Regions from separate parts of the Homo sapiens genome. Here region 1 is linked to region 2. A link is a loop called in an ENCODE intact Hi-C map of the cell type or tissue named here. Cell type or tissue: IMR-90. All regions are shown on one strand. Links, peaks and the distances in the headings refer to the core of each region. The heading gives the core; the rest is flanking DNA.

Region 1 (8,348 bases), core at 103-8,102, 1.9 Mb after region 2:
TGAGCCACCACACCCTGCCAAATCTAGGAACTTTTAGCCAGATTAGCTTCATTTCCTTACCCTTCCCTTCTACTAACTTTATAGGTACAAATATTTGTGTGTTTTTATATATACACACATTATTTATATACATTTTTTGTAGTGGATGTCTACTAACAAAACCAATCTCAGTTTTTGTTTATCTCATGCTGTCCTTATTTTGCATTCATTTGTAAAAGATTGTTTTGCTGAATATAAAATCTTGATTTATAAATTTTTTCTTTTAGAACTTTGAATATGCCATCCTACAGCCTTTTTAACTTACTGTTCCTAATGAGGGATAATTAACATTGTTGGCATTTATGATGAGTTGTTTTTCAATTGTAGCTTAAGTAATACACTCTTTGCTTTGACTTTCAGCACTTTGACTGTGATGGGCAGAGTTTGTGCCCATGTAAGTCTCAAGACTTCCATCCTCTGCTAATAGAGTAGCATGTGAATGAGTTGCAAACCATTCTCCATCTTCCTTGCCTTTCACATTTTGCCCATCTTTCCATGGTCTCTCTCACACAAGCAAGGTTTAGCAGTCAACCAGTGACCTGTGGAGAAGTTACCTTATTTACTTTATGGTTCTTTCATATTTAGGAACTCTCCATCAATTTATGGCCTTATGCTTGCACAAACCAAACTGCAACATTGAGACAGCAAAGATGCAGGTTTTCACCCTCCATCCAGAATTGAGTTTGACCTTTGTGGCAGCAGAGCCCCTTGTTTTCAAGATAAAGTTATAATTATTGAAAATTTAACTAAGTGCATGTTGCAGGGAGGCAGAGAGTAGGAGCAGCCCTAAGCAAGAAGGGCCACTCTTTCCTACCATGCTTATTTGAAGCCCTTGCAATGATTGTTTTGGACAATTTTATCCATTTTAATATTTGTTTCCTTCAGAAAGGAATCACATATCCTCTTTGGTAACATTATTGGAAGTCTTATTATTATTAAATTATTGAATGATGTTTAGTGAAACTGATGATATAAACAAAATGCGATTATCAAGTCATAGGAGAAAGAAGGAGGGGTGCAGGTGTCCAAAACTTAAATGAAAATTAGAAATTAGTATAAATTTTTTCAAGACTCATCCTTGTTCTCCAGAAACCTCATGATTAGTACTTACATATTAATAAAATGTTATGGCTGCTCTATAAGTCTAATTATATCTGAAATCAAAATTTTATTATTATAATTTATTAGTTGCAGATAAGAATTATCAAGTTTGAACATAGTGCATTTGTATAAACTGAAAGTGTAAGTGACATTTTGTGGATTCTCTAAAAGCATAACTCTTAAAAACCTGCTTAGTTTGATTCAGATCTTTAGAATTGGTATGCCTCATGATATGGTAGGAATGTCATATTTTGTCTGCTAGCCACAAGAAAAAAATATTTGATTTATAGTATTTCACAGACATAAAACAATGATAGACTCTTATCTATATCACTGCTATTCTTGAATAATTAATGATATCAAAATATCATGGTGGCCTCCTCTTTGCTCTTATGTATATTTCATGGTCCCACCTTAATTGGCAAACTACATAGTTAGGAAAAATTACCCTAAAAATGTATGATAATTAGATAAAATAAAATAGAGATTACAATAGATAGACTATATGTATTTTGCACAATATATTCTCACCCTTACTAAGTAACTCTATTAATAATTTAAAGATCTACAGTACTTTTGAGAAAATGGAACAATTTAACTGAACAGGGGAAGGAAAATTCCCTTGACATTTTCTAAGGGTTATCTCCTATTATATTATTAAAGTGTGGCAGCATTTTACTGGAGCCAGCAAAACAGATAAAATTTTGCTTGAAATCCCAATCTCTGGTCCAAGAAAGGTCTTTATTATTTAGCCTTCAGGAAAATGAAAGTGACAGATTGCAACTGTCAGTAGACACAGACTTCTTTTATGCTTCCCCTATTTTTCCTATTCCCAGTAGGATAGAGAACTGATTAAACTCTGATTCCAGAATGTGAAATCAAGAAATTTCATAACCATGTGAGTGCCTTTTGCATGCATAAATGTTGCCATGGTGATCAGAACTTGACATTATAATCTGCATTAGCTTCTCTAAAAAACGGTTAAGTAGGGAGTGTCAGAAAGCTGATATTTCTTGTTGTATCCCTTAAATCCCATCATTCACCCTCATTTTTTAGATCTTCTTAAATTTAGTTTGCATTTTCCATTTCTGTATAATGTGGTATACATCAGAGAAGCAGTATATGTCAATCTCGTTAAATTATCTATTTTAATAGCTCAGCAAATAATGATTTTATGAGTGACAGCATTCAATTCAGGGCATTCTAAACAGAAGTACCTGGCATTGAAATGCTTATGTTTAACTATAAAACCGTCAGTAAAGCAGGCAAAAGTTACAAGTCTTAAGGGATTCCCTTAAGACTTATCATGTTGCCGGGTATTTACTTCTTTTTTTAATTTTTCCTTCTCAAATTTGAATCACCTGTCAAATAATACCTATTTTGTATCCATTTCTGGAGGTGTCAGTTGGAGAGCTTTAGCATCCCAGTGCCTTCAAAACTAATTTTGATAAGTGCTTCCAGGCACACCTTCCCAGGGCCATTGGGTCAGTCAAGTGAGCAGCTAAGAGATATGCAAGAGCGGTGTACTTGATCTTTAGATAACTGGGTATTATCTAAAAGCCATCACAGGGCATTTGGCAGTGAAGCTACTTATGGAGAATCCTTACCTTCCACCCTAAATCAACACTGCAATTCCTCTACTTTATAGCTGTTTTGGTGCTTAATTCCTTCTGTATTCAGAGAAGAAAGTTTGAACATCATAATATGATTCTTTTGAAGATGCATGGGTTGAGCAGGACTTTAATTTCATTGCACAAGTGTGGGACACTTTGTTTTTTAAAAGAAAAAAAAACATTTAAAATCCATTTCTAATTGATTGGCTATGACTGTCCAGTCACCTATTTCTCTCTCCAGATCTCTGTGCTCACAGTATAATTGTGTAAGATTATTTTTCTTCACATGATTACCCTTCTTTTTATTTCCTGCTTAGATTTGTAAGTTCTGAGTTCTACTTCTTACTTTCTCCTTTAAGGTAAAAATATATCAAGAAGTATTTACAAACTTTTCCTCTATATTTTTTTTTGTGCTTTTCTATGCCTGCCAGTTTCTGAAGGATTTAACTAAGGAAATTAATTCTGAAGGAATTAACTAAGTCATATTTGTAATAATGCTCCCCTATAGAGGGCAAGCATTAGAGATGCAGTACTTTAAGTTTCAACATATTTTCAATTTAATGGCATATTACTCAGATCTATCTATTTAGTTCATAATTTGTTTTGTATGTCTATAAAAATTAATTGAAGTTTGGGTGCAAGTGATGCTTAAAGCTTAAATGATTATTTTGGTTGCTCTAGCAATATACTGGTATGTTTCAGTCTTCAACATTGGTTGCTTTAGAATGTTTATTTGACAATGACATAGACAGAAGGGAGTTATGGGAAAAGAAGGGTGATTAATATTGTGACCAATTATTACCTTGCCATCAAATTGCTTTGTAATAGCTTTGGGAGCTTGAGTCCATAAAAAGTATGTATTTTAAAAATGGTGGTTTTTTTACACTTTCTCTTCAAGCTGACTGACTAGAGCAATCAGATACCAGTTTTCCTCAGAAAGAAGAACAAAGTTACAGATGAATAAGTGAAACTCAAATAAAATATTAAGGAGAGCAATCCAGAGTTCATCAGAAAACTCATGGAAAGAAGCTAGGGTATGGAAAAAGAAGGAGGCAAGAGTCTAGCAAAGATCAAACCCCAAGAGACTTGGTGTTCCAAGGAAAGGGTAGGTAGAGGTATTTTTGGCCCCCCTCACTCCTGTGCCAGACTTCTGGTTTCTGAATTATCAGACAGTTCCTCTGCCCTTGCAAGTTCAAGGCACGACATGGGCAGTGGAACCAGAAAAACATTCCCTGGCACCTGCTCAAATTGCTGAAGCCCCACAGGCCTGGCTGGACCTAGAGTAGCTGCAGGATTCTTGGTGGTGTGGCTCTTGTGGTATGCTGCTCCTAGGGGAAAGGGAAGTGCAGCATGCCAAGGGAGCACACCTAGAGCCAATGGAAACCAGAGCATAAACTTTCCTGTGCCTGAGCACTCTTCCTTTATGGACTGATAGTAACTGCATCTTTTCCAGTGCAGATGTGGGTGCTACGCTCATCTCTATGGGGAAAGAGTGTGGTTCCACTCCAGCAGGCAAGTGACCCCAGTGCTCAGGAATGGACATGAAGATGTGCTTTCCCTCTGCTTCCCTGCTGCAAATGCTGTAGCTGCTTCCATGGGTGATTAGGCAATGGCCACCTGTGGATGGCCATTCCTGGGATATTAGGGGGTGGATGTGCCTCCACTGGTGGTGTGCCCACCAGACCTGGGATTGCACAAAAGACAGGGCCCTTCCTCCTCTCCACATGAAATGGCAGGATTCCTGTAGTGGAGGACAGGTGAGCCACAAAGCTGTCTGTCTGGGGCTGAGGAAAGAGGTTCCACACCAAAGCCATATTGAAGGAGCACTACAGGGCAGGCATCCGCCACAGCTCTCAGCTAAATTGTGACCTAAAGATAGACTGCAGTGTCTGTCTGAGATGAGAGCTTGAGCCCCAGGACAGGGTTGTGACAGGGAAGTTGATTGCTTTACTGCCTGCCCAGATCATGAAGCTGGGGTAGCTAGCTCCCCATCCCTACAGAGACCTCAGAACATTTCACCAGGAGCTATTCCCAAAACCACAATCAGGGATGGTATTTGTGCTTGCCATTGGGGTATACAAGAGTGAGCTTGGCAGTCCAGTTCCACCTTCATTTGTCCCTCACGTTAAGCTGAGCAGAGAGCTCAGAGCACAGGCATTCCACAGGTTAGCTCATTGCCTGAGGCAACAAACAGCTTCTTCTGGTAAACAGAGATCAAGCATATACCCATGTGCCTCTGCTGTAGCCAGCTCTTACCTGTTAGCACCACCTACTGGCCTGGAAGCTGAGCTGCACAACGCAAGAAGTGCATAGAACTGAGGAATGACACAAGCTTACTGAGACCTCTGCAATTTCAGGCCTGCAGAAGGCAGTGAGTCCACTCATACATCAGTATATTGCTACTAAAACCAGCATTTGAAAAAGCCACTGCACAAGGGCTATCTATACCCAAAGAATACATACAGAGCCTTTACCACTGAAAGCACTCACACTAAAGCCAAGCAACCATACAAAACATACAGTATAATTGTATCCTCAAAGGGGAAAGTAAACCCATCCAAAAACAAGTAAATTTAAAAAATCATGAGATAGCTTTTCCCAAATGAGAAGGAACCAGAAAAATAACCCTGGTATATGAAAAAATAGTGTTATAACACCCCCAATGGATCACACAAGCTCTCCAGCAGTAGATGCTAACCAAAATGAATTCTTTGAAATATTTGATAAACAATTCAAAACGTTAATTTTAAATAAGCTAAGTGAAGCCCAAGAGAAAGTAGACAGCCAACACAAAGAGATCAGAAAAAGTTTGCCATATGAATAAATAATTCCATAGGTATTAAAAAAATAGAACTTCTGGAAATTAAAAATTCTTCGAAGGGATTACAAAATACAGTGGAAAGCTTTATCAATGAACTAGACCAAGAAGAAAGAACTTCAGAGCTTGAAGACAAATCATTCAAATTAACTAAGACAGACAAAAATAAAGGAAAAATACTTTAAAATTTAATAAAGTTTTCAAAGAGATGATGTACAATGCCAAAATCTACAAGTCATAGGAATTCCTGAGTGAGAAGGTGAAATAGTAGTAAAAAGTTTGAAAAACTTATTTGAGGAAATAATTCAGGAAAACTTCCTTAGCCTTGATGCAGATCTATCCATCCAGTTATAAGATGCTCAGGGAACTCTGGAAAGATACATTGCAAGATGGACTTTACCAAGGTATGCATTCATCAGACTTCATAAAGTCAACATGAAAGAAAAAAATTCTACGAACAGCAAGGGAAAATGGTTTAATCTCCTATAAAAGAATCTCCATTAGCTCAACAATGAACTTCTCAGCAGAAACCTTCCAAGTCAAAAAAAGTTTGGCGTTCTATTGCTAGTTTTCTTCAAGAAAAATACTGTCAGCCAAGAATTTTACATCCACCCAAACTAAGTGTAATAAATGCCAGAGAAATAAAGTTGTTTTCAGAGGAGTAAATGCTTAGGGAATTCGTCATCACTAGACTGATCCTACAAGAAATGCCCAAGAGAGTTCTAAATATGGAAACAAAAAGTTATTCACACCATCATAAAAAATATGAGATAACATAACTCACAGGGTTTATGAAACTATTTTTATAACACAATTTAGACTACAAAGCAACTAGGTGACAACTATCATTATTACAAGAACAAAAGCTCACATATCAATGTTAACCTTGAAAGTAAATGCTGTAAATGCATCCTTACATACATTATTGGAGGAATGGATTTTATTTAAAAAAAAAGAATTCAACACAGTGTTGCTTACAAGAAACTCACCTAACTGGTGAAGGCACTTAGATACTCAAGGTAAGGGGGTAAAAAATGATATTTCATGCAAATGCAAACCAAAAGTAAGCAAGAATAAATCATCAACAGTGAAAAAAGTTAAAGAAGTACATCATATAATGATAAAGGGATCAATTAAGCAAGAAGATATAACAATCTGACATATATGCACCCCAAATTAGAGCACTCAGATTCATAAAACAAATACTACCACACCTAAGAGGAGATAGACAACAATCATAAAACAGGTCTAAAGAAATTTTTAAATATCTAAATCATATCAAGAATCTTATTGGATGACAGTGAAATAAAACTAGAAATCAAGAACAAGCAGAACTACTGACACTATGAAAACACATAAAAATTAAACAACTTGCCCATGAATTGATCTTTGGCTCAATGATGAAATTAAGATGGAAATTAAAAATTATTTGAAACAAATGAAAATGGAGACATAACAGATCAAACCTATGAGATACAGCAAAACAGTACTAAGAGGAAAGTTTATAGCATTGATTGCCTACATTGAAAAGAAAGAAAGATTGCAACCTAATGTTGCATCTCAAGGAACTAGGAAAACAAGGGCAAACCAAGCCCAAGGCTAGCAGAACAAAATAAATAACAAAGATCACACAATAAGACTAAATGGAATTGAGACTAGAAAAATTACAAAGGATCATTAAAATGAAAAGTTGTTTTTTTGAAATGATAAACAAAATTGATAGAACATTAGCTAAATTTACCAAGAACAAAATGAGAGAAGATTCAAATAAGCCAAGCAGAAATGATAAAGGAGATACTATAACTGATTCCACAGAAATACAAAAGATCATCAGAGACTACTATAAACATCCCTATGCCCACAAACTAAAAACCTTAGAGCAAATAAATACTTTCCTGGAAACACACAACCTTCCAAAACCAAACCAGAAAGAAACAGAAATCTTGATCAGACACATAATGAGTAGTGAGATTGAGTCAGTAATAAAAAGTCTCCTCCCAAAAAAGTCCAAGACCAGGTGGATTCACAGCCAATTTCTAATAGATGTACAAAGAAGAACTGGTAACAATCTTACTGAAACTGTTTCAAAAAATTGAGTGGGAGGAAATTCTCCCTAATACATTCTACAAGGCCAGTATCATCCTGGTACCAAAACCAGACAAGGACACATCAACAAAAGAAAACTGCAGGTCAATATCCCTGATGAACACACATGCAAACCTCCTCAGCAAAATGCTAGTGAACCAAATCCAATAGCACATAAAAAAGTTAATAACGAGCAAGTGAGTTTTATTTAAGGGATGAATGAATGCTTCAACATACACAAATCAAACAATGTCTTTCACTACACCAACAGAGTTGAAAGCAAAAAATATATGATCATCTCAATAGATACAGAAAACACATTTGATAAAATTCTGCAATTCTTCATGATAAAACCCCTCAACAAACTAGGCATAAAAGGAACAGATCTCAAAACTATAAGAGCCACAGAAGACAAACCCATACCTAACATCATGCTGAACAGGGAAGTGTGAAAGCAATTCCCCTAAGAACTGGAACATGAAAAGGATGCCCACATTCACTACTCCTCATCAACAGTGTAGTTGAAGTCCTTGCTACAGCAATCAGGCAGCAGAAAGAGATAATGGCCATCCAAGTTGAAAAAGAAAGTCAAATCATCTCTGTTTGTTGATGATATGATCTTATATTAGAAAACCCTAAAGACTCCTCCAGAAGAACCCTGTATTTGATGAATAAATTCATTAAAGATACAG
Region 2 (8,321 bases), core at 322-8,321:
ATGATGCTTATTGTGGTTTACCAACATGTGTATTTCATATTTCCATGAAACTGATGTCTATTTGTCTTCAATTTCTCATCAATTCAGTTCATTTCCCACAAAGCTTTCATAGTAATATTTCTAAAACATTTCAGCAGGCAACTCTCTTGGAAATATATAATTTATTCTTATTTCCTATGGTGTCAAACACAAATTCTAAACTTACATTTCAAAGTCTTCAATAATTTAGCACCATCTTTCCTTTTCTTCCTTTATTTTTGTTCTAGTCCGGCCCAGATTTCCACCTCCTTACTTCTCCTGACCTGGAAATGTCCCACTATTTTTATTAACTTTGTTCATTCCAGTTTCTTCACACTTTTGAAACAGTCCTTGAGCTGCCAATCAAAATTAAAATTGAGATGCTTTTGTCCTGGGAATTTTTCTCTAATTCACTTCAGCATGTATTGAACTATTCTTTCGATGAATGTCTTTCACATTTGTATTTAACATCAAATGTATTAGTTTCCTCTCCCTAACTAGATTGGAAACTTCTGTAAAGTTAGAATTGTGTTTTACATATTTTTGTGACACACCATCCCACCCGTGATTCATAGGGTGCTTAATGGATATTTTGAAACACTTGTGAATGGAACAAGATGGAGCTGCTACTATTAGCTAATTTGCAACATGTCTGAGACTTGCCCCCATCTTTCCAAAACTGGAATAATTTCCACAGGACTGTTTTAAAAAAAATCAAACATTTTTTATAATTTAAATTATCCAACATACTATTTACTGCAAACTGCTTTTCTGAGGAAGAATGCATTGATTTATTTTCACAGTTTTCATCTCTTTTATATTCATTAAAACTAAAGGTGATTGGTATTATGGAAAGAAAATCTCTTTCAGTTTAATCGTGGATTCTGAGCATAAAGTTGTTCAAATGCTGGAAAACTGATCTGGCACAATTTCTTATCTGTAGCAAAATACCATGATCTCTTTATTGTGGTTTTTACTTAATATTTTAGTATGGATTAAAGTCTAAGGAAATATGATAGGGGGTGTTGAAGTTATAATAAGTGATGCCATGATATAAAGAAAGGCAAAGGATTAGAATCCAGAGAACTAAACATCAGACATGATGTATATTATAAAATATCTTATGGAAAGGAGTCAGTGCTAGGGATTCTAGATTTATCAAATGATTTATTGCTTTATACGTTTTAAAATTTATGACCATAACATTACCAACTTTTCAATTATTTAAAACTTCAGCATTTTAGAATTCAAGGCATCTGCAAGTTAGTTAAGGGAAGGCTCAGCTGATATAACAAATAAAACAAGTTTAGTGGCTTAGAGAAAATAAACATTTTTTGCATCTTACAGTCTGAGGTGAGCATTATAGGTTGGCATACAGCTATGCTCCAGCCAATCCTTTAGAGAACTGGCTTATTTCTAGTTTGTTTCTGGGTGAAACCCTAAGCCATTGTCCTCAACAGCTTCCCTGTTCAGGTACTTTCTTTCAGCTTGTGAAGTGAGCCTGGATACAGGGTCTCCGTGCAAGGTTTTACAGGCTAGGCCAGAAGTAATTACGTGTCACTTCTGCTGACATTTCATTAGTAAGAACTCAATCACTAAGCTGCACCTGTCTACAAGGGGCACTGGGAAATAAAGTCCTCGTTAGGCAGTCATGTCAGCTATAGCTGCCTTACTGTGTCAGAAAAAAAGACAGATTTGGGGCAACTAGCGGTGTCTTCCACAGTCAACCAGACCAAAACTGCAGATTACTGATGATAAAACTGAGACTAGAGAGACTATTACTTGCCACCTATATAGCCTCAGATATGTAAATCCTACCACATACCACCTTTGTGGTCTTGAACATATAACTCTGTCACTTTCCACCTGTTCCACAGTAGAGAAAATAACCTTTACCTTTATTTCAACTTGAATAACTAACTTCTTAGCGTCTATGTGACCTTGGGCACAAAACCTCTACCAGTTAATACCTTTGTGACCTTGGACATGTAATTGCTACCACTTGCCATCTGTCTGACCTTGAACACTTAACTTTCACCACTTATTACTTATGTCACCTTGAACACCTACCTTATACCACTTACCACCTATTTTTCTTATCTCTACTTCATAAGGTTGTATTAGTCAACATAATTGATATAAAGACTAGGACAATGATGAACACATCTTTCTCAATAAATGTAAGCTGCTGTTGCTATTACTATTATTACTCCTCATGTTACTGTTACTTTTGCTACCTAGTTAACAGAAAACTACATAAACATTATAATTAATCTTTTATTAATCACATAGAAGAATGTTTTAGGGCCTCCAGGTTACTAATATGAATCTTAGTTATTGCTAAGCTTTTAGACATGCTCTTGAATAAAAGGTTGTAATCAATATAATGTCACCCAAATCAACATTTAATATATACACTTCAATATTATGTAGTAGCTATAGCTTCAGACTAAAAGGAATAGTAACATATTTATGTATTCTGGTGATGTTTGTCAGTTATGTAATCCTGTGACTTGTTTATTGAATGTTGCTCCTGTGGGGGAAATAAAAACATCAAAAGTGGGATAATTTATTGTGAATATATTCTCAGAGTTAAATCAACTGTTAGTGTATTTTATCCACTGTTTTGTTATGTTAACATCCCAGAGAACCTAAATGATCTTAATGATTATTTACTCAATAAATAAACTATTTAGTTGGAAACAGAAGTCTAGAAACTAAAAACTCCAAGTAGTAGATTTCCACAGTTTTCTAAAATGAAATTACATCAATTTGTAAATAGGTCTTTACATGCAAATTTCCTGTCCCTTTCTTCATGCAGCAAAATAACTTGGACAGATGGAGTTCTCATGAACTAAACAGAGTAAACAGCTTACTGTCAAAGTCAGGATTAGTTTTTCTATATCTTACAGACATCACACAAAAAATTTTAAACAGCTTCCATTTATGCTCTAGCTTGCTTTCTGTTTTCTCTAAATCAGTCACAAGTTCACACTTATGTTATTAATATTTTCCTTTAGAAGCATGTTGATACTTGTTACCTTAAATGAGAGCTCATCTTATTGGCTCCATAGACAATATGATTTTCAAATAGAGCATCTAGCTGTAAATGTCCACGTTTTGATGTATATTTTAAATCCTAGCAATAATTCAAAGTAATTTCCACCAGATCCAGAAGATGATTGATATTTGTAAATTATGCACGTACATGCACGCATGCACACACACATGCACAAGGATTTAGTGCTTTTGATTCATCACATATGTGATAAATAACTCTATTTATTCTGTTGAAAGTGGACCTGAAAAGAAGATGAACAGGAAATAATGAGAAAGTAAAGAAGTCTCACAAAATGACTGCTTATGAAATAGAAGCACGGGCTGTGTTGAAACCAAGCAGTTAAATTCCCTATGGCATAACTGTATGTCATATGCAAGATCACTATGTATTTTACCTTAAAATGTGAAAATATAGGTCATGAAATTATTTCAGTGAGTACTCTAGGGAGAATTAATTTTTATAGCTCTATAAGTGCAAAAATTTAGAGCTGTTTTATGAAATCGATAAGGGTGTGAAGAACTTTTTTTTCCATTTAGTTATGGCATTTTATGAAGGAAATTATATGCTATAATAATGTTTAAGAATTTGGAGAATCTTCACAGCTTCAGCATATGCCTCCTGGAATGGCAATATTTATTTAGCAAAGAGATAATCATTGCCTACTGGTCTCTCACTCACTTAATACATATGAGTCAATCTGCAAGCTTGGATATACGGATTGTGTTCTGGATTTTACCGGAGTAGCACCAACATAAAAATGTAGCTTAAGGTCAGTTATTTCTGAATATGTTAGTTTATATTCATGGTTATAGCTTTTTAAATCAATTTCCAAATTAATTTTTGAATATAGTAAAAAAAAATGGCACTACAAGTAAAAGTAAACAATAGTATTCAATTACACAATAAGAAATAACTTGCCATCTCTCTTTTAGAGATATTCCATAGGAATACATGAGAGTCATTTTCTTTTTTTTAATGTTTGTTAGGGTATGTTTACTGGACACTAATATCCTACAATCAGTCAAAACTGTCCTGACCAGCATCTCATTTTATTTCAATTCTTTACAGTGTGCGGATACTAACAAGTTTTGCCACTGGGGGTCACTATTTACCTATTTTTTTTAAAAAAACCAATGACTTAAAAGCGAAGTGATGTAACTGGATAATTTGTGGTTCGTGGTGTACAGTTTAAAGAAATATTGCTGCAGGAAAAGTCTAAATTTAGATAGATGTTCCTAGAGACTAAAATACCATCCTTGGTAAATTAAGTGATTCCGTAGAGCTACTGATTTTTCTCGAGATTTTATTCAGAGATAACTAAATAGTGATTATGTCCAAAATAACCATGTATGTATTTTAGGATGCTTTGCCAATTTGAGGAAGTTTATAGGCTGGATGCTTTCCAGGGCCCCAGGGAATCATGGAGGAGACAGTATGCAGTGAAATAGATGGAACAGGGTCGTTGACTCAGGAAGGAGAGCTAGGTTCCGATCTGACTCTATCATTCACTGTCCGGGGACATGATCTAGTCCCTTACTCTCCAGTTTTCCCCTTTGTAAAATGAAGGTGGCAGGTTTCATGATTTCAGTAGTCCCTTGTCATCCTATCTTTCTAAGAGTACCTTTCATTAACTGTTAGATTGTAAAGTTTTTGGATGAAAGGGAATGAAAATGTTTTTACTCTTTTATAGCCATAATAGACAAATAGTAAGACAGCAACAACGGAAGTATTTTTTTGGTTACGTAAAATATTTTATGACAGCATAATCAAATGACTATTACTACAAGGTGTTCTTTTGTAGTGAGTGACGTAAGACACAAGGGGGAATCAATACCCTGGAAAGTTCTTACAACATTTTAGAACAAGTTAATGTGTTTTTGATCACTTCTGCTTAATAAGTTATTATTGGACTGGTGCCTTTCCCTGACTTATCTGGTTCTGATTGATCCGTAGGAATAATGATTCCAGGCCTAGGAGCTGCTGGATTCTCTTCCTTTAACTTTTGGCCACGAAAGATTCACTCCCAGATGAATGCTTACCCTCCATTTTCTAGCCTGGTGCTATTTCATTCTCTAGCACTAGTTCTAAGCCAGGTGTCCCTGATCTTGTGCCTCAGATCTGCCAGTGATAAACAATATTTGTCTGTGGTGCCAGGGAGTAAAACTCAAGCAAAAAGCCACAGTTTTCATAGCTTAAGTGGTTAGAGTTAGAGTTCAGGACTGCCAGCCAGCTGGAAATTGAATAGGAAAATACTTGAAAAAGAGGAACGACCCAAAATCTGCATATAAACTTCTCTCACATCGTTGGATAAACCAGAACTGTGCATGCACAGTGGAGATTCCAAGGAATATAGAAAGAAAACCTGCCTGTAGGCTGAAAATGCTAAGCAAAGATTTGAATTTCTGCCCAGCACAAGGATCATGGGAATTGACACTTAAATATTTCCAAATGAGATTTGCTTTTAATTGAAACCCCAGAAGGGCTATGACTTAGGAATAATGATTATTTCCTCAGGACTAGGCTAAACTGAAACAAATCCTCCCCAAGAAATTATAAAATCAAGCCCACACAAGTTGAAGATACATAGTAATTTAGTTATTTACTAACCACAAATCAGCACTCTTTAGAGGAAGATTCTAGAATCCGGAGTCTAGTTTTTACAATCCATAATGCATAGCATAAAACTAAAAGTTACTACACATGGGGGAAAAAAAAAACAGGAAAATGTGGCTGATTTTTAAAAGTAAAAGTACATAATTGAAACATTCTTGGAGATGATAGAATTGGAAGACAAAGATTTAAAATTCAGCTACTATAGGCATGTTCAAGGATGTAAAGGAAATGATGCTGAAGAGATGAAGAATCTGAGCAGAGAAATGGATGTTATAAGAAAGAAAAAAATAAGAATTCTATTTAAAAGTATATTACTTGAAATGTAATATTACTTGAAAATTTACTGGTGAGGTTTAATAGCAGAGAGAAGATGGCAGAAGAAAAGATTGGTCAGTGAATTTGAGGACAAATTAATAGAAATCATATAATCTGAAGAATAGAGAGAAAAATAATTTAAAAAATGAATGGAACCTCAGTGCATTGTAGGATAATATCATACTAATGTGTGTGTAACTGGAATATACAAAGAATAAGCACAAGATATGAATAAGAACATTATTCAAAGAAATGATATCTAGACTGGGCATGGTGGCTCATGCCTGTAATCCCAAAGCTTTGGGAGGCCAAGGTGGTAGGACTGCTTGAGACCAGGAGTTCTAGACTGGCCCAGGCAACATAATGATACCTAATCTCTTAAAGAAAAAAAAAAAAGAAAGAAAGAAAATTAGCCAAGTGTCGTGGCATGAACCTGTAGTTCTAGCTACCCAGGAGTCTGAGGTGGGAGAATCCCTTGTGCCTGGCAAGAAGTTTGAAGCTGCAATGATCACACCATTGCTCTCCAGCCTGGGCAACAGAGTGAGACCCTGTCTTGAAAAAAGGTTAAAAGAAATTTTTTAAAAACAGAAATGATGGCTAAATTTCTCCAGATTTGGTGAATAAACACCAACCTAGAGAAACATATACCTTAAGCATCAAAAAAATAATATATACACATAACACTAGGAACATCATAGTCAAATGACTGAAAACCAAAAGTAAAGAAAGAAACCTTGGAAGCAGTTGGGAGTAGGGGTTAGATAAAGTTTGTAAGTGTGAAAAATAATACAAAATGCACCATCTTCTCATGAGAAACAAAGGTGGGTAGACAATGACATTATAACTTTGGTACTCAGAGGGAAAAAAAGGGTCAATCTAATATTTTATATGTAGCATTCTATATAAAAAATAAAAGCCAGATAGACATTCACAGATATGTAACAGCTGAAATAATTCAAGATGATCTGGAGTACAAGGAAGGTAGAATAAATTATTCAGGATGAAAGGAAATAACATTAAATATAAACTTGGATTTACAGGCAACAATAAAGAGCTCCAAAAATGGTAAAATGAGAGTAAATATAAAAGACTATTTTTCCCTGAATTTCTTAAAAGTTATTTGCTATATTATATGTTTGGATTTTGGGGCTTGTAGTATGTAGGTGTAAAGCATAAAATAAAAGACAACAATAGCAAAAAGAACATGAGGGGAGGGTAAATGGAAGGATATTCTGGCAAAGTTCTTAACATTTTATGTAATGTGGTATAAGATTAAATGTAAGTAGACTGTTATAAGAATTAATTTTGTAATCTCTGGTGTATAAAATGTTAGATCTAAACATTTAAAAATGTTGCCTCTAAACTCCACTGTATTATTACATTTTACAAAGATAAACTAGACACTCAGTAAAAAGCAGAGATTATACTACTAGATTTTAAAAGTTCTGAAAATATGCTATTTATAACAACACCTAAATATGCTATTTATAACAAACACCTAAAATATGCTATTGAGAACAAACAACTCAGTTGCTGAAACCCAGACAAATTGAAAGAAAATCAATAGAAAAATATATGTCATGCAAATAGTAACCATCAAAGAGCTGATGTGATTATACTAATATCAGATAAGATGTATTTCAAGACAAATAGGATTATCTGAGAGAAAGAGGGCCATTTTATCATTTCATAATGATAAAAGGGTCAATGAATCAAGAAGACATAACAATTCTAACTATATATGCCCCTAATAGTTGAGCTTGAAAACACATACATAAAAAAATAAACAGAGCTAATGGGAGAAACTGACATATGAACATAGCTGGAAAATTTGACACTGCTCTATGAGTAATTGATAGAACAATTAGATATAAATCAGTAAAAATATACACAATTTTAGCCTTGACCTAATTAATAATATTTAGAGGACTTTGTCTATCACTTCTCAGACTTTTGGCTAAGATCAATTGTAGAGCACTTCATCCAATATTCCATATTGGATGAAGTGCTCTACAATTGGATATATAGTCCAAGTTGTGGAATATATATTCTTTTCAAGTGTATGTGGTACATTCCCAAAAATAGACCATCTACAGGTCATAAATATGTCTCAATATATTTCAAAAGATTGATATCATACAGAGTATGTTCTATACCATAGAAAATAAATTAAAGATCAATGATTATCTATAAAAACCTCAACTGGAAATTAAACAATATACTTATAAATGACTAATGGCTCAAGAAATCATGGGAGAAATTACAAAATATTTTGAATTAAATAAAAATAAAGGTTAAAGGTACAACACATCAA

Evidence for each region. Hi-C counts contacts between places; a loop is a spot of excess contacts. Peaks named below come from ENCODE experiments on the same cell type or tissue, not always from the same donor. Only the 100,000 strongest peaks of a DNase experiment are listed, where the experiment ranks them.
Region 1: a loop joins it to region 2, with 25 times the contacts of the local background. A loop is called at or near these places in 6 of 110 quality-filtered maps.

Annotation. Positions count from the first base shown.
Region 1 is chr4:46,643,313-46,651,660 of GRCh38, forward strand. No RefSeq gene overlaps it. Among named protein-coding and RNA genes, the nearest start is that of GABRA2, 260 kb to the left of the region's middle. In IMR-90, for the core only: a CTCF peak has its summit at 5,029 (motif pointing left); a DNase peak (open chromatin) is centred at 5,009.
Region 2 is chr4:44,756,158-44,764,478 of GRCh38, forward strand. The region is part of intron 1 of LOC105374439 (a long non-coding RNA gene); the gene reads left to right. The region is part of intron 1 of LOC112268465 (a long non-coding RNA gene); the gene reads right to left. Among named protein-coding and RNA genes, the nearest start is that of GNPDA2, 34 kb to the left of the region's middle. In IMR-90, for the core only: a CTCF peak has its summit at 4,171 (motif pointing right); no DNase peak of the experiment used is centred there.